2 separate regions of the Homo sapiens genome follow, and region 2 is linked to region 1. Evidence: chromatin loops called from intact Hi-C (ENCODE). Cell type or tissue: tibial artery. All regions are shown on one strand. Links, peaks and the distances in the headings refer to the core of each region. The heading gives the core; the rest is flanking DNA.

What was found. A loop is a pair of places that touch in the nucleus more often than their neighbours do. Peaks named below come from ENCODE experiments on the same cell type or tissue, not always from the same donor. Only the 100,000 strongest peaks of a DNase experiment are listed, where the experiment ranks them.
Region 2: a loop joins it to region 1, with 2.2 times the contacts of the local background. A loop is called at or near these places in 2 of 110 quality-filtered maps.

What each region holds. Positions count from the first base shown.
Region 1 is chr1:28,986,442-29,002,467 of GRCh38, reverse strand. It overlaps EPB41 (erythrocyte membrane protein band 4.1), which reads right to left. Exons shown (of 21, transcript NM_001376013.1): 2 at 14,563-15,037; 3 at 8,926-9,138; 4 at 5,149-5,253. The coding sequence starts at 15,030. Among named protein-coding and RNA genes, the nearest start is that of EPB41, 80 kb to the right of the region's middle. In tibial artery, for the core only: no CTCF peak of the experiment used is centred there; no DNase peak of the experiment used is centred there.
Region 2 is chr1:28,936,802-28,952,827 of GRCh38, reverse strand. The region is part of intron 1 of EPB41 (erythrocyte membrane protein band 4.1); the gene reads right to left. It overlaps LOC124903886 (a long non-coding RNA gene), which reads left to right and starts at 10,182. Exons shown (of 3, transcript XR_007065563.1): 1 at 10,182-10,268. In tibial artery, for the core only: no CTCF peak of the experiment used is centred there; no DNase peak of the experiment used is centred there.

The sequences.
Region 1 (16,026 bases), core at 6,079-8,578:
ATCTTTTTTTTTTTTTTGAGGTAGGGTCTTATCCCTGTCACCCAGGCAAGTGCAGTGGTGTACTCATGGCTCACTGCAGCCTCACCTTCCCAGGCTCAGGTTATCCTCCCACCTCAACCTACCGAGTAGCTGGGACTAGAGGTATGTGCCACCACACTCAGTTACTATTTTTTCATTTTTGGTAGAGACAGGGTTTCACTAGTCTCAAAACTCCTGGGCTCAAGTGATCCACTTGCTTCTACATCCCAAAGTGCTGGAATTACAGGTATGAGCTACCATGCCCAGCCAATAATACTATCATAATAATAATGATAACACCTTATTTTTATTGAATGCTTACTACATGTCAAGCATGATTCTACATGCTTTCATACAGATTATCTCATTATCATTCCCATTTTACCAATGAGAAAACAGAAGGACAAGTAACTTATCTAACTTGCAACTAGTATGTGGCAAAGCTAGTCTCTCAAGTGTAACAATATGTCTCACTCTTTCAATAAACATTTGTTGAATGCCTACCACATTCAGCCCAGGCAATATGCTAAATTAACATTCTTTAGGAAATCAGTCTGGTAAAAAATAGACGTGGGCCCAGAACAATAGATGAAAATCAACCCACACCAAGATATATAATTGTAAACTCTCAACTTCGTAAGGACAAGAAAAAAGAAAAGATCATACTCGCTTGATTGTGTAAAGGAGGAGGGAGACGAACAAAAGTCATACAAAAGATCAAAAATCAAAATGGCTCTGGCCTTTTCAAGAGCAACACTGGAAACTAGAAGACAATGAAGCAATGCCTTCAAAATTCTGAAGGCAAATAATTTCAAGCCTAAAATCCTATACCCAACAAAATTCAAAATCAAATGAGAAGGCAGAATAAAGCCATCTTTTCAGACATGTAATGTCTCAAAAACGATTACATCCCATGTACCATTTCTGAGGAGTAGCACTCTATCAAAACACAAAGAAAACCAAGGAAAAAGGAAACAGGAGAAACATCACAGGAAAGAGGCAAAGCACATCCCCAGGATGATAGTGATGGGAGATACCAGGGACAGCTGTATATAAAACAGACTGTGATACCCATCCAGACTAGACAACTGTGACTTAAGAGACAGCATGATTTTTTTTTGAGACGGGATCTCGCTCTGTTTCCCAAGCTGGAGTGCAATGGCGTGACCTCGGCTCCCTGCGACCTCTGCCTCCTGGGTTCAAGCGATTCTCATGCCTCAGCCTCCCGCATAGCTGGGATTACAGGCATGTGCCACCATGCCTGGCTAATTTTTGTATTTTCAGTAGAGATGTGGTTTCACAATGTTGGCCAGGCTGGTTACGAACTCAGGTGATCCACCCAGTTCAGCCTCCCAAAGTGCTGGGATTACAGGCATGAGCCACCACACCCAGCCAAGAGACAGCATATTAAGGAAGGCCTGCCATCACTAAGGTGTTTTTGCTACTGTACTGACCCTTTAACTTGACAATCCTAAGATGAATCTTCCCCAGATTCATTTTTGTACAAGATTTACCTGGGCCATGTGCTAATGAAGTTCCTACTTTCCCTTCCATGCTCTGCTTCTTAGATCAGCTAAGGACTCTCGTTTTAATTAAAAATAAAAATTAAAAAAAAAAAACAACACTCTGTTTTGACTTACTTCTGAGCTGGAGGTTTACCATGATAAACTTAGAAGCATAAAATATAGAGTAGCCCATTCCCTTTGACAATGTTCCCGCTGGATGTCCTATAAGAACCTGGTCCATACAGACCTGTCGATGCCCTGACTATGATAAGGCCAATTTTTCCCAGGATTCACTTGCCCACTGACTTCCCCAGTAGGGGCTCTTATAAACTATCAGGGAAGTTGAAGCCAGATTATGATTCAGAGGTACCAATTTTTCTTTTCCAAAAATACTTACAGGGAAATAATGCCCTTTTCTTACACAGCCAGGTTTGTACTTTGTTATTAAGCTTTTATATTAAGCACTTTTAACAACACTTTACACATAAATATATAGGTGAACATAAATAAAGCAATTTAACATTTGCTCATTAAAAACTAATTACGGTTGGGTGCAGTGACTCACGCCTGTAATCCCAGCACTTTGGGAGGCCAAGGCGGGTGAATCGCCTGAGGTCAGGAGTTCGAGACCAGCCTGGCCAATATGGTGAAACCCCATCTCTACTAAAAATACAAAAAATTAGACAGGCATGGTGATGCATGCCTGTAATCCCAGCTACTTGGGAGGCTGAGGCAGGAGAATTGCTTGAGCCCAGGAGGTGGAGATTGCAGTGAGCAGAGATCACACCATTGCACTCCATACTGGGTGACAAGAGTGAAGCTCCATCTCAAACAAACAAAAACTAATTACAATAGTGGCAAGGCATAGTGGGTCATGCCTGTAATTTAGCACTTTGGGAGGCTGAGGCAGGAGGATTGCTTGAGCCCAGGAGTTCAAGACCAGCTTGAGCAACATAGTGAGGCCCTGTCTCTACAAAATATAAAAGTTTAAAAATTGGCCAAGCATGGTGGTGCGTGCCTGTGGTCCCAGCTACTTAGAAGACTGAGGTGGGAGGATCGATTGAGCCCGGAAAGCAGAGACTGCAGTGAGCCAAGATCGCACCACTGCACTCTAGCATAGGCAACAGAGTGAGACTCTGTCTCAAAAAAAAAAGTGAAAACCACTATAAAGAAAATAAACTTGGTGACAGGACAGAATATAAATCCCAACAATGGTGAAAAGTTTTCAGTGTAACTGAAAATTTTTGTCCCAACGTGGGCCCTAGAAGCTCAACTGTAAGCAGAAATTATTTCTTCTGCTGAATGGCTTTAGATGAGCCAGCTTCTAGAAATGTATAAGTATGCTTAGATCACAGAAAAAAATATTTCCAGCCATATTAAACACGTAGGTACTTGGTGACTTTACATGCCAAATTAAAGGATTCTTAATTATTCTCAAATCAATCTGGGTTTTTTTTTCCCCACAATGTAACTATTCAATTTCTGGGAATCAAAATTATCTCACTGAGCTTACATAAAACACTTTTCAGAGTATTTCCCTTGATTCATGGGAGAATTTTCTTTTTTCTTTTTTTTGAGATGGAGTCTCACTCTGTTGCCCAGGCTGGAGCGCAGTAGCACAATCTCGGCTCACTGCAAGCGCCCCCTCCTGGGCTCACGCCATTCTCCTGCCTCAGCCTCCCAAGTAGCTGGTACTACAGGCGCCCGCCACCATGCCTGGCTAATTTTTTGTATTTTTAGTAGAGACAGAGTTTCACCGTGTTAGCCAGGATGGTCTTGATCTCCTGACCTCGTGATCCGCCCGCCTCAGCCTCCCAAAGTGCTGGGATTACAGGCGTGAGCCACCACACCCCGCCAATTCATGGGAGAATTTTCTAGCTCACAGTTGTAGAAAGTTTTTCACTGTAGTTTTGAGGGCATTGTTTTGTTTTTAAATTAACTTCAATGTTCCCTTACTAATGGGAAATAGTAGTTTCAATTAAGGCTAGACTTTTTCAAATTATTCATTGAAAAATTATAGTTGTATATATTTATGGGGCAGAAAGTGATGTTATGATTTTTTAATACAATGTGAAATGATCAAATCAAATGAATCAAACTATCCATCACCTCAAATATTTGACCTTGTGATGAGAACATTTGAGATTTACTCTCTTCGTGATATTGAAATGTACAGTACTCAAATATTAGCTATATTTACTAGTACAAGCTAGTTTGAGCCCTAAGGGAGACAAAGTAAAGGTTAAGTCTTTAAAGAATAATATTAACCTAGTGCTCAAACATAGTTCTGTTTGAGTTAGTAGTCATTCATAGAAGGAACAAATTTTTGTAAACTACTAGGTATAGTCTAGAAATAGATTTTGTTTAGGAAAAGGATAATTCCATGTCTTCTAGTTTGCATTATCTAACTCACACAACCTAATCTACAATTTGCAGATGTTGAAGGCTGCTGCCCTTCAACTTTTCTTAATAAACTGAAATCATCTTGGAGAAAGGATGAACTTAAATGGCTTAAATTCAGTGTCTACAAGACTCTCTCCACGATTCCCCACTTTACACCCACCCCGCAACCTGGACGTATACCTGTCCAGATTCATCTGTTACTCTATTCCTCATATCCTATGTTCAGCCAGGCTAGATGGCTTTCAGTTCCTGAACTGTCAGTCTCTCAACTCCAGGTCTTACACAAGCCATTCTCTCTCCACCTCACTTGCTCATTTTATCCTTCAGGTCTCTCTCAGCTAAGGCATCACCTCCCCAGAGGAGACTTCCCGGGCCATACTCTTCCCTGACAACCTGTATTTCCTTTTGTATAGCGCTCATCAAACCAGTAATTAATGTTATCTTCATAATAAACTGGAAGTTCCAGAGGGCAGGGACCATGTCTACCTTATTCACAGCTGCATCCATATCATCTAGTACAGCACCTGCAAATACTTGTTAAACTGGACTAAAGCTTTCATCATTATATTTATGTTAAATATTTGCAATTTTCAATTAATTGGCCCAGGAAATAATTAAAGTGTTCTGAGGTAAATACCTGACTTTTAACCTTTCTTCCCTCCTCCAAGTCCATTCTTTTACCTCCTTCAAAAGTTAACAATGGTTTCCTTTTAGGTTGGAGGAAATGTCAGATTCATCGTTATGACCGTTTCAATAATATTGGGATTTTATTCTGTTTCATAATGTTGCTTTCAAATTATAATTATATATCATAATTATATTTAATTATGATATGTCATTATAATATTAATAACAGATCATCCATTCAACAAATATTTGTTATAAACCTATGCATTAGATACAATACCAATTGCATAATATATTAAGTTATTGACATCTACAGTACTTGCTAATCAGTGCATCATACCTCTTTATTTTCCTTGCCTTGTAAAAACATACAATATATACTTTATTTCAATGATGAAAGAATACACCAGCAATGGTCTTTCCTTTAAAATGTTAATTCTAGAAGAAAAATAGCAGGAAAATCTAAGAAATAAGAGTAGACAGGAATAACTCTAAGAACACTGGCTTAGAGAAGCAGGTATAGATACATTCTTAACAACAAAAGAATTAAAATAAATTTTTTGTCAGCTTCTTAAATTGCAAGCAGTCTCCTCACCTTAGAGGTTGCGTTATCCCAAATGGCTAGACCAAAATAGTCTTCTTCCAAAAGATTGAGATGCTCACATACTCGTTTAAGCAAATCTTGTCCCTTAGCATGTTTCTGCAAAGATATACGTGACTTAGTTGAGTTGAGGTTTCTTCTTCTTTTATTTTTTCCCCAAAAGAGATGGGGATTCACTCTGTTGCCCAGGCTGGAGTACAGTGGCCTGATCATAGCTCACTGCAGCCTCAACCTCCTGGGCTCAAGTGATCTTCCCACCTCAGCCTCCAGAGTAGCTAGGACTACAGATGTGCACCACCATGCCTGACTAATTTTTAAAATTTTTTGTAGAGAGAGTCTCATTATGTTGCCCGGGCTGGTTTTGAACTCCCGGGCTCAAGTGATTCCCCCGCCTCAAGTGATTCCCCCGCCTCAGCCTTCCAACGTGCTGGGATTACAGGTATGAGCCACTGCACCTGGCCTGAGGTTTCTTCTTATTTCTACACCCATCATGAAATAAAATAAAATGTCACTTTCCGATTTCTTCTTTCATCTTTGGTGATCAACAAACTTTCAGGTGGCTACATAGTTTAAGCAGAAAATATGATTTATAAAATTCCTGTTCTTCAATTTGTCAGTTTACATATGTAATACACATATACTAGTTTAGAAATTGTGTTACAATTCAAAGCAAAATTCTACCTTCCTTCCATCTCATATTCCCCATCTCCATCCTACACATCACATTCTTCATTTTTGGTGCAATATATCCTGTAGCATGCTATGAGCAACTGTCAGTTACCGTGACTACTTAAATTACTGAATCAACTGTCCAGAGTGACATTTAATTGTGGCTGTGGAAATCATTAGACTCTATCATTTTCAGACCAAATGTCCCAAAGAAAATGAGGTATGCCTCAACTCCCTACAATCTCTTTCAGAAAAATGAATAAAGTAAAATTCTAGATAGCCAACAGACACTACCTGTTGAAGTGGCTCCTTCAGTGGTGCTAGGAATAATTTTCTTAATGTTTCTTAACCTAGAAAGTCAAACCATTCCCAAATTTGGGTTCTTTTACTCCTATTTATAGGAAGAAAATACCCTAACTTAAAGACTGAGATTTAGTCAGAAAGTCCTGGCTCCTCCATTTACTAGCTAAACAAGCTGAGTAGATTCAATTAACTTTTCTGAACATTAGTTTGCTCAGCTGTGAAATGATAAGAATATTTACACTCATCCTACCTCTTTATTGGAATTGTTTAACAATAATCAAATATGTGAATGTCTTCTGAGAAATATATATGAAAATACTTCAAAAAATTAGAATCATTTTTTGGGCAAACATATATGACATGTCCTCCTCTCAATGAGATGAGTTATTTTTAATGACTATTAATAATTCACATAAATGTTCATTCATTGTCAGTCTTAACTCATCCATATCAAATAATTTTCTTTTTTTCTCCCATGTTTTCATTCTAAATGACAGAAGATGATTTGAAAATGCTTCATGTATTTTCCCTAATCCCTTATTCATAATTCTAAAATCCAAATGGCAAATTTTGACTTGAACTGTAAAGAGACTATTTATAATCTTAATTTATCCACCTCAGAATGAATCTTCATATCTTTTACCATAGAAATACTATGTCTGATCATGTGGGTGCTGCTACAGACACTGCTGGGTTTATTATAAAATATGCAGAATATGTACTTATTCCCTTGCTAAACTCCAAAATATTCTGAATTCTAGTTTTTATTTTGTTTTGTTTTGAGACGGAGTCTCACTCTGTCGCCAGGCTGGAGTGCAGTGGTGTGATCTCAGCTCACTGCAACCTCTACCTCCTGGGTTCAAGCGATTCTCCTGCCTCAGCCTCCCAAGCAGCTGGGACTACAGGTGCGTGCCACCACACCCAGCTAATTTTTGTATTTTTAGTAGAGACGGGGTTTCACCATGTTGGTCAGTATGGTCTCGATTTCTTGACCTCGTGATCCACCTGCCTCGGCCTCCCAAAGTGCTGGGATTACAGGCATGAGCCACCGTGCCCGGCCTCAAAATATTCTGAATTCTATGACACATCTGTCCCCAAGGGCTTCATATATAAGAGATCCATATCTGGATCTTGGTCTGAATGGGAAGAATAGGTGTAAAATAGCTTTCCCCATCTCTAAATTAGTTAGTGCAAGAAGCAGAAAAAGCAGACCCTAAGGCTCTAGTTAGGTGTATAGTACCTGTTTCAAAGTACAATTACATCTTTCTTGATTTCCTTTTTAAACTTAGAGAATACCTATTAGTAAATATAGCATAATATTTTAGATGATTTGTGATTGAACATATTTACATTTGCAAATAAATAATGTGATTAAGAAATAAGGCTGGGTGCGGTGACTCATGCCTATAATCTTAGTACTTTGGGAGGCTGAGGCAGGCAGATCGCTTGAGCCGGGGAGCTCAAGAGTAACCTGGGCAACATGGTGAGAACCTGTCTCTACAAAAAATATAAAAAATTAGCCAGGTGTGATGGTATGTGCCTGTAGTCCCAGCTACTCAGGAGGCTGAGGTGGGAGGATCACCTGAGCCCAGGAGGTTGAGGCTGCAGTGAGCTGTCACTGCGCCACTGCACTTCAACCTGGGCAACAGAGCAAGACCCTGTCTCAAATAAATAAATAAATAAATAAATAAATAAATAAATAAATAAAATAGTTTGTTCCACATATATGTGAATTACACACTTTGTCAATAAAAGCTGTTACTAGTAACAATTGCAATTGCTTATATATCAAGCATATCATAATAAACAACTACTGTTCCAGTTTGAAAAATATATAGTTAGTAGATTTTTTTAAAATTTCAACTTGCTCTGGCCGGGCGCGGTGGCTCAAGCCTGTAAACCCAGCACTTTGGGAGGCCGAGGCGGGCAGATCACGAGGTCAGGAGATCGAGACCAGCCTGGCTAACACGGTGAAACCCCGTCTCTACTTAAAACACAAAAAACTAGCCAGGCGTGGTGGCGGGTGCCTGTAGTCCCAGCTACTCTGGAGGCTGAGGCAGGAGAATGGCGTGAACCCAGGAGGCAGAGCTTGCAGTGAGCCGAGATTGTACCACTGCACTCCAGCCTGGACGACAGAGAGAGACTCTGTCTCAAAAAACAAACAAACAAAAAAAAAATTGTCAACTTGTCCTGAAGGAGCAAAAAGAGTAACTGAATAACTCTGATATTTTTCTTCAATCCTGATTCAATCACTTATTCTTTCAGAAAACAGAAAATTTTAAGAAATGGCATTTACTGGACTTAAAGACTTACTCATCATCTTCCCATAATCCCACCTCCAGAAAATCACCATTAATACTTCCATCTACAGAAATAATCATTAAAGGCCGGGCGCAGTGGCTCATGCCTGTAATCCCAGCAATTTGGGAGGCCGAGGTGGGCAGATCACTTGAGGCCCGGACTTCAAGACCAGCCTGACCAATATGGTGAAATCTGTCTCTACTAAAAATACAAAAAATTAGCCTGGCATGGTGGCACATGGCTGTAATCCCAGCTACTCGGGAGGCTGAGACAGGAGAATCACTTGAACATGGGAGTTGGGGGCTACAGTGAGCCAAGATCATGCCACTGCACTCCAGCCTGGGTGACAGAGCAAAACTCTGTCTCAAAAAAAAAAAAAAAAAGAAAAAAGAAATAATCACTACAGTGAGTCTTATCGTGGGCAAAATCACCACTTACGCAACTCTAGATGAAACCACCTGTAAGAGTTCTGATTGTTGGAAATGAAAACATACTCACCTCCACAACACATTCATAAACTGTGTCATCCAACAAAGAAACCTTGCAGTGCATGTTCCTGTGTTTTCTGATTGGTTTTTGGGAAGCTTTTAATTCTGTTTCTGCTTTTGATTGAGGGCTTTCTTCTTTTACTTCTATTTTGGAGCACTCTTCAAGTCCTTCTCCTTCCTTAATTTCAAAATCTGGATCTTCTCTGAGTTCTTCCTGAGCAGGCTACATATCCATGACATCGCCAAGTCAGTAATAAACACATTTCACAAAACATGCTGTATATGCTTTTACCTATAATAATCTTACCAATAAAAGCATGAACTAAAACAAATATAGGTGACATTAATATTAAATATTTTTCTATAAAAAATAGTATGATCCCCCAAATGCCCTAAAGACTTTGTTATTAAAACTTCTCAGGTAGAATCCCATCAAATCAATAAATGAAGGTCTCAGGTAAACCGGAGGATACCAATCCATTGCTCTCAGCATTATATATTCTTCCTGACCAAGCCATTACACGGTATTATTAAAGTTTAACAAAAACGTTATTGTCTCTGCCCATGCTCCTCAATTTTAGCAATGTAGCCTTACAAACTGCAAAATAAGATGTGACTTGTTACATATTCTAAATTTTAAATTAATTTTAATTCTAAGAGAAATGCTTGGGACCAATTTCACATCATTAAGCAAACATGTAGTAGGCTAAAAATTTTAACTACCAGCTAACACCTTTCTACCCAATATTAATCATGTTAAATGCAAAGAAGAGTCAATGAAGGAAGAGTTTCCTGGTGCAATCTTAAATTATCCCCAAATAATACCGATAAGTAGGATAACATTTTTGGTATACATTTTTTTTTGAGACGGAGTCTCACTCTGTAGCCCAGGCTGGAGTGCAGTGGCGCGATCTCGGCTTACTCCAAGCTCCGCCTCCAGGGTTCAAGCGATTCTCCTGCCTGGGCCTCCTGAATAGCTGGGACTACAGGCGCCCGCCACCACGCCCAGCTAATTTTTTTGTACTTTTAGTAGAGATGGGGTTTCACCACGTTAGCCAGGATGGTTTTGATCTCCTGACCTCATGATCTGCCCGCCTCGGCCTCCCAAAGTGTTGGGATTACAGGCGTGAGCAACCGTGCCTGGCCGGCATACATTTTTACTTTTACTTTCAACACAACAAAACTACCGACATATTTTTATCTAAACCCGACTAATTATTTTCTTTTAAAAGAATATGTTACTTCCTTGTGTAACAGCTGGAAAACAATTAAAAGAAAAAAAGAATGCATGGTTGACAATTAGGAAAAAGAAATTAATTATTTGACTCCTGCATTAAATACTGGAAGTAATCTAAAAGACTCCTTCCGATCTTTCATGACCCTCTCACTGCAACCTCAGGAAGTCTCTTCACTGGCTATCCTATCTATCTATGCCCGCTCTACTGTCTTTCATATCAGTACTCTGGTGGCTTTATAACTTATTACAATAAATAATTATTTTTATTTGCTACTTTTTTGTCTTCTCTATTAAAGTCCACAAGGGTAGAAATCATGTCTGTTTTATAATAATAATAATACCAAACATTTATACAACAATTACAATGGGCCAGTCACTATTCTAAGAAAATTACTTATGTGAACTAACTCAATCCTCATAACTACCCTGCGAGGCACGTAGTATTATTATATCCCCACTTGATAGAGGGAGGATAATAGTACCTGGCCTGCAGGGTTGTAAAACAGGCCAGAGAAATTAAGTAACTTGCCTAGGATCATACAATTAATAAGTCACATACCAGTCTGGCTTCAGAATCCACGATTTGTTTTTTTTGCTTTTTTTTTTTTTTTTTGAGACAAGAGTCTCACTCTATCACCCAGGCTGGAGTGCAGTGACATAATCATGGCTCAATGCAGCCTCGACCTCTCAGACTCAAGTGATCCTCCCACCTCAACATCCCAAGTAGCTGGGACTACAGGAGAGCCACCATGCCTAGCTAGTTTTTTACTTTTTTGTAGAGATGGTGTTTCTCCATGTTGCCCAGGTTGGTCTCGAACTCCGGGGCTCTAGTGATCCTCCTGCCTCAGTCTCCCAGAGTGCTGGATTTACAGGCATGAGCCACCACACTCAGCCCCAAAATCCATGATTTTAAACCTCTTCACCATATTGCAGTTTTTATTTACCAAGGTATATCCAGCCTAGGGCCTGGCACACATGGTAGGTTTTCAATAAATATTTGTTGAATGAATAAACAAACATTAAAAATTTACATAGGCTTCCAAAAAATCCAAGCTACTCTGGATGAAGACTGGTACAATCCTATATTTATATATATTATACACTTAAATGTAATATAAATATATATTTATATATTTATAATATAAAGCAAACACGCTTTTTAAAAAATTCTGGATAAAAAAGAACCATTTAAATAAAATCCTATTACATATACAGAAACATGGTTAGGCAAATAAACCTTTATCCAGACGACTCTGATCCACAAGGTTTTGACTATAAATATTAGTTTCCAAAAGGCCTAAAATAGTTTGTTCTTTTAAATAATATCTCCTTGAAATTTTACTAACAATATCGTTTCTTTTTCTCCACATGAAGACAAATAACCTACGGACAATTTATTTCAATTCGGAATTAAATCTTAATGAATGAGATTTTAGTTAAATCTAAAATTAACTGTCCATCATCTGTGTCAACTTGAGTACGAATCTATGAACTTTAGACAATGCAGACAAGTTCTGATTCAAATGTTAACTAAAACAAGATATGGATTTTCCCCTATATAAAGCTGAAGGAGAAAAAAGCAGTTAAAAACCCCTTGAGGCCAGGCACAGTGGTCATGCCTGTAATCCCAGCATTCTGGAAGGCTGAGGCAGAAGGATTGCTCGAGTTCAGGAGTTCAAGACCAGCCTAGGCAACAAAGCAAGACCGTCTCTACCAAAAAATTTAAAAATTAGCTGGGCATGTGGCATGCACCTGTAGTCCCAACTACTCAGGAGACTGAGATGGGAGGATAGCTTGAGCCCGGGAGGTTGAGGCTGTAGTGAGCCATGATCACACCACTGTATTCTAGTCTGGGTGACAGAGAGAGACCCTGTCAAGAAAGAAAGAAAAAAAGAAAATAAATAAAGAGGGGGAAGGAGGGAGGGAGGGGAAAGGAGGGAGGCAGAGGAAGAGAGGAAGGGAGGGAGGGAGGGAGGGAGGGAAGGAAGGAAGGAAGGAAGGAAGGAAGGAAGGAAGGAAATTTGAAAAACTCTTGAAAGTACCAGGCTTCCTGAAAGATAATGTAATTTTTTTTTTTTTTTTTTGAGATGGAATCTCGCACTGTCACCCAGGCTGGAGTGCAGTGGCGTGATCTCGGCTCTCAGCAAATTTTCCTGCCTCGCCTTCCGAGTAGCTGGGACTACAGGTGCCCGCCACCACGCCCAGCTAATTTTTTGTATTTTTTGTAGAGACAGGGTTTCACCATGTTGGCCAGGATGGTCTCAAACTCCTGACCTTGTGATTCGCCTGCCTCAGCCTCCTAGAGTGCTAGGATTACAGGTGTGAGCCACTGCGCCCGGCCGATAATGTAATTTAATTCTTTTGGTATTCCTAAAATAAAATGTTATTAAGATATGAATGGTTTCTTTGCCTTTACTGTTTGTGTTTATTTACTAGCTAACATTCATTGAGTATTTATTAAATGCCAGGCAATGTTTTAAGAGCTTTTACCGGTTTCACTCTTTTAATCCTTTCAATCCCAAATGAGGTGGATATTATTATCCCCATTGTACAGAGGAGGAAACTGATAAAGTGAAAAGTGTCACTTTTCTTCGATTTGAACCCTCTAGTCGGATTCTATAGCTTGCATCTTAACTATTACAGAACATAGTAAATCTTGTTTTCAACCTTGTTTCACTAACAGCAAGTGTGCAATTATAATTTTATCCTAAATTTTACCCTCAGCACTTTGAATATACAAGTAATAGTTCTAGAAATACATGTAATATTCTAATAAGACTCTAATAAAACTATGGAGTCCAAATCTCAGACCTATAATAGAAACATGTAGGACTTTTACTTTTTTCCCCCCAACACTGTCAGAGTTCTAGAAGGACTTACACTTTTAACGATGCAGATAATATTCACATGCTTCAGAAATAAGAAGACTCTGAAAATAATTCTTAATTGTAATGGTGAGGCTGAAAATAAATGACATTCTCAGAAAATAGTCTGAGTTACAGTACTAATGTTTTCCCATTTTTTGGGACAAATAAACTCACAACTCGTGTTTAGTTTAACAACACTATGTCACAATTAAGGCCCCAGACTAATATACATTACACAGGTGATAGAAAGAGCTAGACTTCCTCATCTGTATCTTACACTCTGTGGCAATATGCTCTAGTTAAAGAAGATGATCAAAATAAGGTAGACATGACTTGAATCTATCACATACCTTCAAAGGGCTTGAATTCATCACACAGCTTTTAGGAAGATTTACGTAAAAGAACCACATCTGCTGATAACCGTCCTGTTCCTAATAATTCCACAAAAATGAACTCTAAACCATCTCATCTTTCTTTTCCTCTCTCATGAGAAATCTTCAATTTGTTCCATTATTATAATAAAATGATATATGGGCTGAACACATTGATTTGATACTTTTTTTTTCTCTACTATTCTTTGATTTATAAACAGTAAATGGACAGGCATGGTGGTACACACCTGTAATGCCAGCTGCTCAGGAGGCTGAGGTGGGAGGATCACTTGAGCCCAGGAGTTTGAGATTAGCCTGGGCAAAATAGCAAGACCCTTTAATACATATAAAGTGTAAGTAACTGTTTAAAAAGTAAGTTTCCAATGACTACATTAATTTTTTTAGAGTAGAAACTATAAGCCGGGCATGGTGGCTCACGTCTGTAGTCCCAGCACTTTGGGAGGCTGAGGTGGACAGATTACCTGAGGTCAAGAGTTTGTGACCAGCCTGGCCAACACAGCAAAACGCTGTCTCTACTAAAAATACAAAAATTAGCTGGGCATGGTGGCCAGCGCCTGTAATCCCAGCTACTCGGGAGGCTGAGGCAGAAGAATAGCTTGAACCCAGGACGGGGAGGTTGCAGTGGGCCGAGATCACACCACTGCACTCCAGCCTGGGTGACAGAGCAAGACTCAGTCTCAAAAAAAAAATAGAGTAGAAACTATAAAGCTTTATGATGCTACTTATCACTATCAATGCCTAAGTCAACTAGCTAGTAAGAAATAAAACCAAGTACTTTTTTTATCCCCCCGTTGTTGAGACGGAATCTCATCCTTGTTGCCTAGGCTGGAATGCAGTGGCACGATCTCAGCTCACTGCAGCCTCCGCCTCCCGAGTTCAACTTCTCCTGTCTCAGCCTCCTGAGTAGCTGGGATTACAGGCACCCGCCATCAGGCCCGGCTAATTTTTGTACTTTTAGTAGAGACAGGGTTTGGCCATGTTGGCCAGGCTGGTCTCGAACTCCTGACCTCAGTTGATCCGCCTGCCTCGGCCTCCCAAAGTGGTGGAATTACAGGCATGAGCCACCGCGCCCAGCCCAAATACTCTTAAATGAAAAATAAAGTGTATAACCTGCCTTCCTTTGCCCACCTCCCATATCCACACATCCTTACCTGTGTTTCTGCACTGCTTAATGAATGAAGATCCAAAGATGGGTCTGTTTTGAGTTCCGGTTCAGGAGCTGCAATTGGGGCCTTTAAAATGATCTCTTCATCAAGACTGGTTCCAAATTCTATCTCTTTCTGACCTCCTTCACCTTTTTCTTTATCTGACTCTACTTCTTTGCCTTCTTCCTCGGACACCTGAGATTTGGGCCTTTTGAGAAACGAGGAGAATAGTCGTGAAAGTCCTCTGCTTTCTGATGTCCGCTCCTTGTTCTTGGTCAAGTCTTCATGTGTAGGAGTGTCTCCATTAGAAGCTTTCAGCTTCTGTTCACACCAATTATCTCCTTCAGCTGCTGTTTGACAAGATTCCTCCTGCTGAGGTTCTTGTTGGCCTGAGTTTATGGCTTCCTCACCCTCTTCCTTCTGTTGGTGCTGTGAATTTTCGGCCTCAGTCACTAAACTCTTCTCTGTTGTCATGATGTTGCTATTAAAAAGAAGATAGAAAAGGGGGGCTCTTATAAGCAAAACACATTACTGTTGGCAAAACCCTAAACCCTAAAAAATTAATATACTTAGGTATTTAATTGCCAACAAACAGAATTCAAACCCATTAAACATGAGACTTTCCATTAAATTACAAAAATATCTTATCTACACATCCTGAATAAAATATTAATGCCTTGAGTCACTAAAGATATGCACACAGAGAGAGTAGCTTAAAATAGTACCCACGGAGGCCACCTTAGTGAAATACATCACATATTAAATCCAATGCCTAGAACTGTATACAGTAAATACAGTTTTATCCTTCCTTAAAAAAGGACTGTGGTTTAGTGTCCTTTGAGGGTATCAATCTGAAGGTGTAGGATTTGCAGGAATTATTCCCTGCAAAATTCTCCACACACCAAGAGACGATGAAATTTAAAAGTTCCCCCAGTCTTTATTGTTCTTTTTCTTTACATTTCTTAGGATGCAGAGACTTCTCTATTAAAATTGCAAAAGTAAAATTCTGATAGTTTGTTGTAAGACTGGATAACAGCAACGACAAATATACAGTTGAAATACTGCAAAAAATTTCCTTAGGTTTTCATGTTACAATTCCAAATTACAACCTCTTTCAGAGGTATCCCTTTTTTTTTTCCTTTTTGTGGAGAATGGGGTCTTGCTATATTGCCCAGGCAGGTCTCGAACTCCTGGGCTCAAGCTATCCTCCCGCCTCTGCCTCCCTAAGAGCTGGGATTACAGGCGTGAACTACCGCACCCGGCCAGAGGTATCCCATTTTAAGCTCTTTCAGTCTCTTTTTTCTCCTGATAAACATGATTTTGAAAGCTCAGAATTTTTAAGAGTAGGAAGTGAAACTAACAATAGAGAAAGGAGATAGAGAAGAAAAACTTATAAAGCAAGTGTTGATTCACTCGTAGGGGAGGAGGAAAGAGCAGGCAGCTGACCTTACATATTTCAAACATCTTGGC
Region 2 (16,026 bases), core at 6,431-8,930, 50 kb after region 1:
GCTTCATCTAAATTTACGCAAGAAATTTACAAAAAGAAGCAATGGGCAAAAATGGAGAAAAACTCCTAGATAATAGCCCTTGTCTGGAAATACTTATCTTCCATAATATATATTATACACATAATTGATAACCTAACACCATCATTGTGGTTACAGTATGTTTAAAAAATACATTATTGAAGAAACATACCAAGAGTGGTTATCTTCCTATGGAGGAATGTTTCCCTTTCCCCTTTTCTGTATTTTCCAGATTGACTAAAATGAGCATAAACCACTTTTTTTTAATTATTATTAATTTTTTTGCAATGGAGTTTTGCTCTGTCGCCCAGGCTGGAGTGCAGTGGTGCCATATTGGCTCACTGTAACCTCCGCCTCCCGGGTTCAAGTGATTCTCCCACCTCAGCCTCCTGAGTAGCTGGGATTAAAGGCAGGCGCCACCATGCATGGCTAATTTTTGTATTTTTAGTAGAGACAGGGTTTCACCATGTTGGTCAGGCTGGTCTTGAACTCCTGACCTAGTGATCCGCCTGCCTTGGCCTCCCACAGTGCTGGGATTACAGGCGTGAGCCACCGTGCCCGGCCGCACGAACCACTTTGATAACTGACAGAAAAAAAAAAAAAAGTATCTCCTCACTCCAGGAAGGGATAAAATTTTATTTTACTATATCAGGTAGTAAATTATAAGCATAAAGTCTCATTACACAATTCAATTTGACCCAGTTTAATACAGGCTATATAATTCTGTTTTTCCTCTAACCCTACCCTTGCTTATATCCCCAATATGAATTAGACATATTTTTCTCAGTTCCCCTAACAAGTGAGGAGGCAAGGTCACCCCTGACTCTCCATAGATTGAAATCAAGATCAAACAGTAACACTAATTTTCAAGCCAATTCTTAGTTTTCTTAAGTATAGTGATCTCCTGATTTTTATTTATTTATTTATTTTGAGACAGGGTCTTGCTCCGTCATTCCCAGGCTGCAGTACGATGGCACAATCAGGCTGCAGTACAATGGCACAATCACAGCTCACTGCAGCCTCAACCTCCCAGGCTCAAGTGATCCTCCCATCTCAGCCTCCCAAGTAGCTAGGACCACAGGTGTGTACTACCATACCTGGCTAGTTTTTGTATTTTTTGTAGAGACAGGGTTTTGCCATGTTGCCCAGGCTGGTCTCAAACTTGTGAGCTCAAGTAATCCTCCTGCCTCTACCTCCCAAAGTGGGGGGATTACAGGCATGAGCCACCACGCCCAGCCTGATCTCGATTTCAAACAATGTGCATAGTACCTTTTTCCTGGACAACTTCTGTCTGCCTAGGCCAAATTCCCTTAGTAGATATCCTCTCACTTCAAGTCTTTTCTGATTTGCTTCTACTCCATTACTGTAGTCCCTTCAGTCTCCTGCTCCAATTCCTCCAACACACATCACATTTGTGTGTGTGTGTGTGTGTGTGTGTGTGTGTGTGTAAGACACAGGGTAAATGTGTAAGAGTTGGGGTTGTTTTTTTTTTAATGGGGTCTTATGTTGCTCAGCCTCTTAACTGTGACTACAGGCCCATGCCACTGAACCCAGCAGAAGTCAGCTTTTATAGATATATTTTCTCAATAATTAAAAACCAAAAGCCATAATACCATCCTTGGTAAATTGAAGAGGGTTATATATCTTCACCTGGCCTTGATATAATAGCACAGAGGGCTGGGCACGGTGGCTCATGCCTGTAATCCCAGCACTTTGGGAGGCTGAGGCAGGCGGATCACCTGAGTCAAGAATTCAAGACCAGCCTTGGCCAACATGACAAAACCCCATCTCTACTAAAAATACAAAATTAGCCAGGCGTAGTGGCACAGGCCTGTAATCCCAGCTACTTGGGAGGCTGAGGCAGAAAAATTGCTTGCACCTGGGAGGCAGAGGTTGCAGTGACCCAAGACTGCACCACTGCACTCCAGCCTGGGCAACAAGAGCAAAACTCCGTCTCAAAAAAAAAAAGTACAGAAACTGCTAGGTGCCTGTTCAAGATGTCTCTTCCCTCTTGGGAGGCTGCCTCTATCTGTAAAGAGAGGTAGGAAATGTGGCCTTTTAGTTGGAAACAATCTGCTCTTAATTATATGGGGATTTTTGTTAATAAGAACAAGCTACTCAAGAGGCTGAAGGTCACAAGATGGCTCTTCTGTTACCCAGCCAGCCATCTGTGTTCTAAGCAAGAAGGGAGAGGGGAGGCCCTTTGGCCTTCTGCCTTTCTCCTGCTCCCTTCAGAACAGTAGCCATATGTTAAGGTTGGCAGAGCATAAATTTAGGAGACTGGGACCAAGACAGTTTTTTATTAACATATACATACATTTTACTCTTCAAAATAGATGTATGCCTTAAACATTCACACTAAAATAAATCCCAATTATACTATATATAAAGCCTGATTGTGGACACTTACTATAGAAAGACAAAACGACTTACTGCTAGAGTCTGGTCCTAAAGTTAAACAAACATGGGTTTGAACTTGTTCAGCCACTTGCTATCTATGTGGCTTCTTGGATACATAACATCTCTAAGCCACAGTTTATTAAACTGTTGATAGTTACAGGTTGTTCTGATTATTAAATTAAATGCTATCATATCTTGTAAGGCTGAACATGTACTCTATGACTCAGCAATTCTACTCCTAAGTATCTACCTTAGAGAAACTTTGAGATGCTTACACACACCTACACATCCAACACACTAACACACACATGTACAAGGAGACATCACAGGCATAGACAAGAAGACAGGTACATGAATGTTCACTGTACCACTGCAATGTCTATTATCAGGAAAATGGATAAATTAATTATGAAATAGTCATACAATGGAATATTATACCACAGTAAAAGTAAATTAACTGAAGCTATATGCAGTACCATAAATAAATGTCTTAAAAATAACAGAGTGGGGCCAGGCACAGTGATTCACGCCTGTAATCCCAGCACTTTGGGAGGCCGAGGCGGGCACATCACAAGGTCAGGAGATCGAGACCACCCTGGCCAATATGGTAGAACCTCGTCTCTACTAAAAATACAAAAATTATCTGGGTGTGGTGGCATGCACCTGTAATCCCAGCTACTCGGGAGGCTGAGGCAGGAGAATCGCTTGAACCCAGGAGGTGGAGATTGTGGTGATCCGAGATTGCACCACTGCACTCTAGCCTGGGTGACAGAGCGAGACTCCATCTAAAAAAAAAATAAAAATAAATAAATAAATAAATAACAGAGTGGAAAAAAGGAAATAGCAGAATTCAAAATATACCATTTTTATAAAGCTCAAAACCAAGCAAAACTAAACAATATATTTTTAAAGATCTATCTGTTGTAATATATATCTATATATAGTAATACAGAGATGGTAAGTTTTTTTTGAGACAGGGTCTCACTCTGTCACTCATACTGGAGTGCAGTGATGCCATCATGGCTCACAGCAACCTTGATCCAGGCTCCAACAATCTCCCACCTTAACCTCCCAAGTAGCTGGAACTACAGGTGCACACCACATGCCTAGCTAATTTTTAAAATTTTTTGTGGAGATGTGATCTCACTATATTGCCCAAGCTGGTCCCAAACTCCTGAGCTCAAGCAGTTTTCCCACCTTGGCCTCCCAAAGTGCTGGGATTACAGGTATGAGCCACCAAGGCTGGCCTAAAATTATTTTTTAAATAAATGTGAAATACAAAATGCTCAGCAGCAGTTATCTCTGAAGGGAAGGCAGGAGAATGAATGGGGGAAGAGAGCACTGGTAGATTCAACAGTACTAGTATAGTTCTAGTTCTTAAGTTGGATGGTAGGTTTATAGGTGCTACTTTAATATTACACTTCCTAAACTACATTTTATGTTTCATAGATTCTTTTTTTGAGATGGAGTCTCGCTCCGTCACCCAGGCTGGAGTGCAGTTGGCGTGATCTTGGCTCACTGCAACCTCAGCCTTCTGGGTTCAAGCGATTCTTCTGCCTTAGCCTCCCGAGTAGCTGGGACTACAGGCACGCACCACCATGCCCAGCTAATTTTTGTATTTTTAGTAGAGACAGGGTTTCACCATATTGGCCAGGCTGGTCTTGAACTCCTGACCTTGTGATCTGCCCGCCTTGGCCTCCCAAAGTGCTAGGATTACAGGCGTTAAGTCACAGCGTCCGGCTCATAAATTCTTTTTAATGAATCAAATATCACACAAGCATATAAAAATAGCGTAAAAGGATACTAAGCACAGATTTACATCACTTAAAAAGGACACTCCATTCTTGCTATCCTCCAATAGTTGCTGCTTCACTTTCTTTCTTTCTTTTTTTTTTTTTTTTTTTGATACGGAGTCTCCTGTCGCCCAGGCTGGAGTGCACTGGCGCGATCTCGGCTCACTGCAAGCTCTGCCTCTCGGGTTCATGCCATTCTCCTGCCTCAGCCTCCCGAGTAGCTGGGACTACAAGGGCCCGCCACCGCGCCTGGCTAATTTTTTTGTTTTTTGTATTTTTAGTAGAGACGGGGTTTCACCGTGGTCTCGATCTCCTTACCTCGTGATCCGCCCGCCTCGGCCTCCCAAAGTGCTGCGATTACAGGCGTGAGTCACCACGCCCAGCCTGCTTCACTTTCAATAATCCATTCTCGCCACTTAGCACAAGTAAATTCAGTACCATCCTAAGCAGCTTTCTAAGAACTGTTGTTTGAGTATGTTTCAAACTTTTCTTGAAAAAACAAAATCCCCAAATGATTTGAGATATATTAGATATAACTTCTACAGTATAAATAGTATAAAGGCTTAAGTAGACAATGTCCACAAGTATGTTTTATACAGAATGAGGGGAATGTTTAAAAAGAACATGAAAAAAAAAACACCCATTTCAATTTGTAGCAAACCAAAATGCATTCTAGTCAGTAGACTAACATAACTGAAAGAATTTCGCTGGTTAGCAAGAACTAATATAAAATTCCTATAATAAACATTAAAGTGGCTAAACTATTCTGCGGTATATCTAGAATAACTGCTGTTTGTTTGTTGAGACAGTCTCACTCTGTTGCCCAGACTGGAGTGCAATCTTAGCTCACTGCAACCTCCGACTCCTGGGTTCAAGTGATTCTCATGCCTCAGCCTCCCGAGTAGTTGAGATTACAGGATGTGCCGCCACACCCAGCTAATTTTTGTATTTTTGATAGAGACAGGTTTCATCATGTTGGCCACACTGATCTCAAACTGCTGGCCTCAAGTGATCCGCCCACCTCGGCCTCCTAAAGTGCTCGGGTTATAAGAGTAAGCCACCACACCCCGCTGAATAACTGTATTTTTAACGGCATCCAAACACTAGACTTCCCTGGTTGCATCTAATAAAAAGAAAGCCATTTGCCCTCAAGAGATTAAAAGGCCGTTTGTTTGTTTGTTTGTTTGTTTGTTTGTTTGTTTGTTTGTCTGAGACGGAGTCTCGCTCCGTCGCCAGACGGGAGTGCAGTGGTGCGATCTCCGCCCACTGCAACATCCGCCTCCCGAGATCAAGCGATTCTCCTGCCTCAGCCTTCCGAGTAGCTGGGACTACAGGCGCGCGCCACCACACCCAGCTAATTTTTGTATTTTTAGTGGATTTGAGGTCTCACCATGTTGGCCAGGATGGTCTTGACCTTGTGATCCACCCGCCTTGGCTTCCTAAAGTGCTGGGATTACAGGCGTGAGCCACCCAGCCCGGCCAAGAGATTCAAAATTAAGCAACAAGTTTAAAGTTACACTGATCCATTAATTTGGCCTTCCCTTGCATATCTGGTGCTATTCCATTCTCGTTTCTGAATAATTAGGTACCCTGCCTTATCTCCCTTTTTGTGGTTCCACCATGCTCTGCATATTTAGCTCTATGCACAGGATATTTTCTTTCAGTCATAATGTAGGTTTCTCTCCCTCTCTCCTTGTGTATGAGTTTATTTCATCCCACATTAAAAACATAAAACATCTGACATATTTGCTAATACCTTGTTTGCCCTTATGAATGTCTTTAATACATCAAACAGCATGAACCAGACCAGTGAACCCTAGGGCAGCCCTTTGATATTTAAACCAGTCAGCTATCTTCTTCATAATTTTATCTTTATTGGTCAAAGTGACATGCTAAATATTGAAGCAGGGAGGAGTATAGGTATGAAACAAAATGCAGTTACTACTTCAATGAAATGAAAAATAGAGTCGCTATTTCAAGTAATCATATGTTATTGAAGTTGCAATTATTTACGTGTTACAGAAATCCTAAAATTTTTTCTACTGGAAATCAGTAGACCAAAATAAAAAGTGGAATCTAAAATATAAAATATCCAAAATTGTCACATTATGTCTAGTTAATCCTAAATTGTTTACATCCACATTTTGCACAGTTCCAATCCAACTGATGATAGGTGTTATAGCAGGAGATTCTTTTTTTGAAAAAGAGTTGGCCAGGTGCAGTGGCTCACGCCTGTAATCCCAGCACTTTGGGAGGCCAAGGCAGGTGGATCACGAGGTCAGGAGATCAAGACCATCCTGGCCAACACGGTGAAACCCCTTTAGCACTGCAAGGTGAAGGTTGCAGTGAGCCGAAATTGCGCCATTGCACTCCAGGCTGGGCGAAAGAGCGAGAATTCATCTCAAAAAAAAAAAAGAAGTTGAAGTAGACAATGTTAAGGTTCTTCTCAATCACAAAAGTATTTTTTTTTTAGTAAAAAGGAATAAACATTTAGTAAAAGAATAAAATTGTATACGTTATCAAATATCCAAATCTTTGTCAGCAGCGTTTTCACTCTTATATTCATTCATTCACAGTATGGATCTGAAAGGCATAAACTCACTTTTTTCAAAGATGAATTTCCCATACATCATACAATGTCTACTTTCCTATCACAGTTGGGATACTCTGGCTAGTTCACAAGTATAACAGCAGTCTGAGGCCACCTTGCAAAACCAGGCTATATTAACCAGCACTACTACAATGTTTCTGGCAAATCTTGACTAATGTCAATCTAATTCAGCTAGCCCAACAGAATTTTGTATCACTGAAAGGAAATTTATTTTCTAGTTTTGTTGCCAAACCTATGTAAGGAATCCCACCAAAATACACAAGAGAAATAAATATTCAGTGGCTAATATACAGTATTCTGACGTTAGCCTCACAATCCACATCAATCCATTAACTTTGGCCCATTTCCTAATTTAAAGAAAATTTTAAAACAGAATATTAAACACTTATACTTAATATATTCACTGCTCCACAATACCTTCCTTCCTTTAGAGTTATGAAACTCCTTTTTTTCCCTTAGGGTGATGCTATGGTTGCAGTATAAAAGTTACATTTAACACTATTTGGGGTTGGTGATATAGCTCATTTTAAAAATTATCTATTTAAAACCTCTCAACTACAGATACCAAGTAGTTATTATTAACAAACATTAACTGAACTCCTTTATGTGACAAGGACATCAATAAAGAGAATATACACCGTCTTTATCGATATAACACCCACCCCTCCAAATAAAAGGAGGAGAATTATGTCAGAGGTGCATTTCTCTTCAGGAACACATATTATCTGTATGTAATTTTCACCACCAGATAATTAAACAAGTAACAACAGAGACTTCACTGGAATAAGGGCAATTATAGCATAATTCAGTTTATATCATTATTAGTAAGAACAATTTTAGATGGTAAAGTATTACCTCCAAATTTAAAGATTTATAAACAGGATTATATTCTGGTTCTTTTTTTTTTTTTTTCTTTTTTTGAGACACGATCTCACTCTGTCACCCAGGCTGGAGTACCATGGCACGATCTCACTGCAACCTCCGCATCCCAGATTCAAGTGATCCTCCCACCTCAGACCCCCAAGTAGGTGGAACTACAGGCGCACACCACCATGCTCGGCTAATTTTTTTGTATTTTTGGTAGAGATTGGGTTTTGCTACATTGCCCAGGCTGGTCTCAAACTCCTGAGCTCAAGCAGTCCTCCCACCTCGGCCTCCCAAAGTGCTAGGATTACAGGCATTACATTACACACCTGTAATCCCAGCACTTTGGGAGGCTGAGGCAGGTGGATCACTTCAGGTAGGGAGTCTGAGACTAGCCCAGCCAACATGGTGAAACCCCTTCTCTACTAAATACAAAAATTAGCCGGGCGTGGTGGCACATGCCTGTAATCCCAGCTACTCGGGAGGCTGAGGCAGGAGAATCACTTGAACCCAGGAGGCGGAGGTTGAAGTGAGCCAAGATGGCACCACTGCATTCCAGCCTGGGTGACAGAGCAAGACATCTCAAAAAAAAAAAAAAAAAAAAAAACCAGATCTGAGAGTTTTATGTTTAATTATTGTGAGTACACAGTAAGCATATATATTTATGGGGTATGTGAGATGATTTGATATGGCATGCAAAATGAAAGAAGCACATCATGGAGAATGCGGTATCCATCCTCTCAAGCATTTTTATCTTTTGAGTTACAAACAATCCAATTACATTCTGTTATTTTTAAATGTACAACTATAATTGACTATAGTCACCCTATTGTGCTATCAGATAGTAGGTCTTATTCATTCTTCCTATTTTTTTTAACCAATTAACATCCTCATCTTCCTCTCCTCCCAGCCCCCGCCTCCACACTACTCTTTCCCAGCCTCTGGTAGCCATCCTTCTCTCTCTGTCCGTGAGTTCAATTGTTTTGATTTTTAGATCCCACAAATAAGTAAAAACATGAGGAGTTTGTTTTCCTGTGTCTGGCTTATTTCACTTAATGAACTCCAGTTAGTTCCATCCATATTGTTGCAAATAACAGGGTCTCATTCTTTTTATGGTTGAATAGTACTCCAATGTGTATATGTAGATTTTCTTTATCCATTTATCTGTTGATGGACACTTAGGCTGCTTCCAAATCTTAGCTATTGTAAACAGTGCTGCAACAAACATTGGAGTGCAGATACCTCTTTGTTATATTAATTTCCTTTCTATTGGGTATATATCCAGCAGTGGGATCACTAGATCATATGGCAGCTCAATATTTAGTCTTTTGAGGAACCTCCAAACTTCTCCAAAATGGTTATACTAATTTGCATTCCCACCAACAGTGTACAAGGGTTCCCTTTTGTCCACATCCTTGCCAGCATTTGTTATTGCCTTTGTCTTGGATGTAAGCTTCTCGTTGTAGTGTGTTTGTTTTGTTTTTTTTTTTCCTGAAACGGAGTCTCACTCTATCATCCAGGCTGGAGTGCAGTGGCACGATATCAGCTCACTGCAGCCTCCGCCTCCCAGGTTCAAGTATTTCTCCTAGTCTCCCAGGTAGCTGGGACTACAGGTGCGTGCCACCACACCCGGCTAATTTTTTAATTTTTTAGTAGAGACAGGGTTTCACCATGTTGGCTAGGCTGGTCTCGAACTCCTGACTTAAGGTGATCCACCCACCTCAGCCTCCCAAAGTGCTAGGATTACAGGCATGAGCCACAGCGCCCGGCCTCATTGTAGTTTTGATTTGCATTTCTCTGATGATCAGTGATGTTGAGCACCTTTTCATATGCCTGTTTGTCATCTGTATATCTTCTTTTGAGAAATGTTTATTCGAATCTTTCACAAATTTTTTGACTCGATTAGTTTTGAAATCTTTATTTCCTTCCTTAGAATCAAAGGAACTGTTATTATGGAAATTTTTTACCAAATTAACATATTTTGCTTGTTTCACTGGCCAGAGTTGAAACCCACACTCCTGGTATATAAGTAGGAGAAGAACTTTTTCTTATATCTTTTATTCCAATAAACTGAGTTAATATTCCTATTATAATTTAAAATGACAGTAAGATTTCCCAATGGAATCAAAATGTTGGGGGGAGGGTGGAGCTGGAGGAATGAAATCCACAAAGCTCCATATTACCTCACATGATATTGTGATACAGTAAGAAATATATATTTGGTCTCTGGTCCTGGCACATACTTCCTAAAACCCTTGGAATCTCCAAAGTGCTAAGGGTCTCTGTGAATACTAATGAATTGAGTGATGGCTGGGGTTCCAGGATAGCCTTAGGATGGGGGCTGGTTGCCAGGGGAACCAACCATGTGATTAGAGGGTTAGAACTTTCAGTGCCACCACCACCACACAATCTCCAGGGAGGGTAAAGGAGCTTTAGGTTGAGCTGATCACCCATGTCCCATGATGTAATCAATCAGGACATAATGAAGCCTCCATGAAAAATCAAAAGGACTGGTTCAGAAAGTTTCTGGATTGCTGAACACATGTAAGATCGTGGAGGTTGGTGTGCCCAGAGAGGGCAAGGTAGCTCCATGTCCTTTCCCCCATACCTTGCCCTATGCATTTCTTCAACTTTGCTTTTCATCTGTATTCTCTGTAATATTCTTTCTAACAAATGGGTAAACATAATTAAAGTGTTTCCCTGAGTTCTGTGAGCCCCTCTAGCAAACTGATTGAACCCAAAGAGGGGGTTGTGGGAACCCCAATTTGGAGCCAGTTGGTCAGAAGCACAGGTCACAACCTGGGTCTTGTGAATAGCATCTGATATGAGAGACAGTCTTGTGGGACTGAGCCCTCAACCTGTGGGATCTGATGCTATCTCCAGGTAGATAGTGTCAGAATTGAAGTGAATTATATAGGACACCCAGCTGCTATCCTTTGGAGAATTGCTTGGTTAGTGTGTGGGAAAAACCACGCCACACATCTGGTGTCAAAAGTGCTGTGATGACTATGTGAAAATAGGAAAAACATTTTGGTTTTTGTTATCTCTGTACTTTTCCAAATAAAAAATTTATGAAAAGAAAGAAGGAACATCAAAATATTTATAGTATTAGCATTAATAGGATTACGGGTAATTTTTAGTTTTGGTCTTTATACTTTATCGTTCAAATTTTCTACAACTCTACAAATTTTCTAAAATTTGTAAAGTCAGGGAGAAAGGTTTTTGCTTTTTTTTTTTTTTTTTTTTTGAGACAGAGCTTCACTCTTGTTGCCCAGGCTGGAGTGCAATGGCACCATCTCAGCTCACTGCAACCTCCGCCTCCTGTGTTCAAGCGATTCTCCCACCTCAGCTTCCGAGTAGCTGGGATTACAGGCACGCACCACCACCCCCTGCTAATTTTGTATTTTTAGTAGAGACGGGGTTTCTCCATGTTGGTCAGGCTGGTCTGGAACTCCCGACCTCAGGTGATCCGCCCGCCTCGGCCTCCCAAAGTGCTGGGATTACTGGCGTGGGCCACTGTGCCCGGCCTGAGAAAGCATTTTAAATCACTTATTTATGTGGATTTTCTTTACAGAAAAACTATCTGTTAATAAATCAGTACTACAGCTTAGGTAACATTTGACAAATATTTCTTATGACTCAGTAAAAATTCACTGTAAACGTTTCTTCTTCCGAAGGATACTCATCTTACAAAACCTGCCTAGAACTATACCTCGTTGGACTTATACCTCATTTTTCCCCATTATTGGTTTTTTATTTTTTGAGACAAGGTCTCACTCTGCCACCCAGGCTGGAGAGCAGTGGTGCAATCACAGCTCATTGTAGTCTTGACCTACCAGTCTCAGGCGATCTTCCCATCTTAGTCTCCCGAGTAGCTGGGACTACAGGCAAGCACTACCATACCTAGTTTTTTTGTTTGTTTTGTTTTTTTTTTTTGGTAGAGACAGGTCTCAGGAGGCTAATCTCGAACTCCTGAGCTCAAGTGATCTACCCACTTCAGCCTCCCAAAGTGCTGGGATTACAGGCATAAGCCACTGAGCCTGGCCCTTCTTCATTATTTAACTTCACATTAAATGTGATGATAATGTGATATTCTGTTTAATACTGTGAAATATGTTCTGAAAACCAAATTCACCATCTACTGATTTTTTTAATGTGCTTTCCATACCCTATACCTCAAGGTAATAAATAGGTGATCAAGACTTTCAGACATGAAAAGTTCCCAGTAAGAAAAGTAAATGTCAGTGCTTTCGTTTTCTTATCAAGCAACACAATGGATATCCTAATGCATATTTCCTGGCATATAACATGTCAGACGATTGTAAACATTTTCTTTTGGTCACACAACATACATCCAAACTCTGGATGTTTTTGTTTCCCTACTTAGGACTAGGATAACTCACCTCAAAATTAAATATAATTGCAACCAGTCTAGAACAGTTTCCCCAACAGACTTGATTTCCAAGAAATATTAATTTTTTTTTCTTTTTGACACAGAGTCTCGCTCTGTCGCCCAGGCTGGAGTGCAATGGCGCGATCTCGACTCACTGCAACCTCCGCCTCCCGGGTTCAAGTGATTTTCCTGCCTCAGCTTCCAGAGTAGCTAGGATTACAGGCGCCCGCCACCACGCCCGGCTAATTTTTGTATTTTTAGTAGAGATGGGGTTTCACCATGCTGACCAGGCTGGTCTCAAACTCCCGTCCTCAGGTGATCCGCCCACCTCGGCCTCCCAAAGTGCTGGGATTACAGCCGTGAGCCACCGCCCCTGGCGAAATACTAATTTTTGCACCTATCAAACATAATATCAAAACTGGTTACTTCAACCATTTCCCAAGAAACACTTTACTATCTGATTTCGTATATTTTAACGTTAGTTATCTAAGTTTAATCAAGGCACTTCTAATAATTATTCTGAAAGTAATGCCCAAAACAGTCATTTAAAATCAAGATTTAAGCTTTCTCCCTGATGTACGATTTGTTTAAGAGCTCTGGTAGTTTGGCTACAAAGCTGGCTACCAACAACTCCTCCTATCAAGTGTTACAGTCATGAATGAGGACCAGCCTTCTCAAGCCAGCCCCCAGATGACTGAAGCATCCAAGTTGAGGCACCAGACATCAAAGCAAGGCCATACTGGATCCTCCAGCTCCAGCCCACCCACTGTTAACTTACGCCACATGAAATTGATAAGCTGCCCTAGTTTCTATCACATGGATCAGAAATAAGCCATTTTCACAGAGCCCTGTCCAAAATCCTGATTCACAGAATCACAGAAAATAAAATAGCTATTATTTTAGATCATTAAGTTTTGAGGTGATTGTGTAGCAATAGATAACTGATACTAGGGCATTCTGATTCAAAAACATAAGAAAAATATTAAGATCTTTAAAAAGCACTTGAGGCCAGGTGCGATGGCTCACGCCTGTAATCCCAGCACTTTGAGGGGCTGAGGTGGGCGGATCACCTGAGGTCAGGAGTTCTAGACTACCCTGGCCAACATGGTGAAACCCCGTCTCTACTAAAAATACAAAGTTAGCCGGGCGTGGTGTCAAGTGCCTGTAATCCCAGCTACTCGGGAGGCTGAGCCAGGAGAATCGCTTGAACCCGGAAGAAGGTCATTGCAGTGAGCCAAGATCGCACCACTGCACTCCAGCCTGGGCAGCTGAGACTCCGTCTCAAAAAAATAAATAAATAAAAATAAAAAATAAATAAATATAGACACAAAAACCCTCAACAAAATACTAACAAACCAAATCCAGTGGCTATAAAAAACAATTACATACCATGACCAAATGAAATTTATCCCAGGGATGCAAGATTGGATTAACATACAAAAGTCAATCAATGCACTACACCACACCAATAGAATAAAAGACAAAATCCACATGATCATCTCAACAGACACAAAAAAAGCATTTGAAAATACCAACATCCTTTCATGATAAAAAATCACTTAACAAACTAGTAATAGAAAGGAATTTCCTCAACCTGATAAAAAGTATCTAAAAAAAATCCACAGCTAGCATCAATACATCCTGTAACAACATACAGAGCAAGGCTGAAGGTTTTTATCCTAATGTCAGGAATAAGACTAGAATGTCTACTCTTACCACTTCTATTCAACATTGCACTGGCTATTCTAGCCAGGGCAATTAGGCCTAGAAAAGAAATTTTTAAAAAGTATCCAGATTGGAAAGAAAAAATAAAACTATCCCTATTTGCAGATGACATAATCTTGTAAATAGAAAATTCTAAGGAATCCACACAAAAAAAACTACTAGTTCTAACAAGCAAGTTAACCAAGGTTGCAGGATACAAGATCAACATTCAAAAATCAGGACAGTTATGGTGGCTCATGCCTGTAATCCTAGCACTTGAGCCCAGGAGTTTGAGACCAGCCTGGGCAACATGGCGAAACCTAGTCTCTCAGAAAAATTTTAAAATTAGCCAGGCGTGGTGACATATGCCTATGGTCCCAGCTACTCAGGAGGCTGAGGTGGGAGGTTTGCTTGAGCCTGGGAAGCAGAGGTTGCAGTGAGCAAAAATCGCACTACTGCACTCCAGCCTGGATGACGCAGCCAGATACTGTGTCAAAAAAAAAAAAAAATTCAAAAATCAACTGTATTTCTATATATTTGCAATAAATAATCTGAAAATTATAACTTAAAAAATTCCATTTAGCATGCAAAATAATGAAATACTTGGGAATAAATTTAACAAACAAAGTACATACAAGATTTGCATTGAAAACTATAACCCATCAATGAAAGAAATTAAGGAAGACCTAAATAAGCGGAAAAAATCCCATGTTCATAGATTAGAAGACTTCACGTTGTTAAGATGGCAATATTCCCAAATTAATCTACAGATTCAGTGCAGTAGACATCAAAATCCCAACTACCTTTTCCACAAAAATGGACAAAACTGATGCTAAAATTCATATGGAAATACAAGGGATAGCCAGAACAGCCAAAACAATGTTGAAAAATAAGACCACAGTTAGAGGACTCACACTTACCAATTTCAAAGCTTACCACAAACCTACAGTAATCAAGACAATGTGGTACCAGCATAAGGATAAACACGTAGATCAACGGAATGGAACTGAGAGTCCAGAAATAAACTCATACATCTATATCCAGTTGGTTGCAACAAGGGTGCCAAGACAATTCAATGGAGGAAAGGAAAGTCCTTTCAACATATAATGCTGGGACAACTGGACATCTACCTGCAAGTGAGTGAATCCAGACAGACCCCTGTCTCACCTCATATAAAAAATTTAATTTGAAATGGATCAAAGATATGAATGTAAGAGCTAACATAAAATTCCTAGAAGAAAAGATAAGACGTAAATTTCCATGATTTTGATTTAGGCAATGATTTCTTACATATGATACCAAAAACAACCAAAAATTTTTTTATAAATTGGACTTCAAAATTCAAAACTTATGGCCAGGCGCGGTGGCTCACGCCTGTAATCCCAGGACTTTGGGAGGCCAAGGCGGGCAGATCACGAGGTCAGGAGTTAAAGACCAGCCTGGCCAACATGGTGAAACTCCATCTCTACTAAAAACACAAAAATTAGCCGAGCATGGTGGCCCATGCCTGTCATCCCATCTACTTGGGAGGATGAGGCAGGAGAATCACTTGAGCCTGTGAGGCAGAGGTTGCAGTAAGCCTAGATCGCGCCATTGCACTCCAGCCTGGGCGACAAGAGCGAGACTCTGCCTCAAAAAAAAATAAATAAATAAAAACTTTTGTGCTTTAAAATGCGTCAGAAAAGTGGAAATACAGCCTAAACAACAGGAGAAATTTGCAAATTATATGCCTGATAAAGGTTTAGTCTATGGAATGCATAAAGTACTCTCACAATTCAAAGACAAATAACACAATGTAAATGAGCAAAGTACTTGAACAGACATTTCACAAGAGAAGATACACAAATGGCCAATAGCACATGAAAAGGTGTTCAACATCATTAGTCATTACGGAAATGCAATTCAAAACCCCTATGAGGTACCATTTCACACCCTTTAGGATAGCTATAATTTTTTTTTACAAAGGAAAACAAGTGTTAGTAAGGATGCAGAGACATTGGTACCCTTATGCACTGCCTTTAGGAATGTAAAATGGTGCAGTCACTGTGAAAAACCATGTGGCAGTTCTCAAAAAGTTAAACATAGAATTACATATGATCCAGCAATTCTACTCCTAGTTACATATCCACAAAAACCAAAAACACATATTCAAATAAAAACTTGTTTATGAATGTTCATAGCCAGCATTATTTATAATAGCCAAAAAGCACAAACAACACAATATCCAGCAACTGATGAAGGGA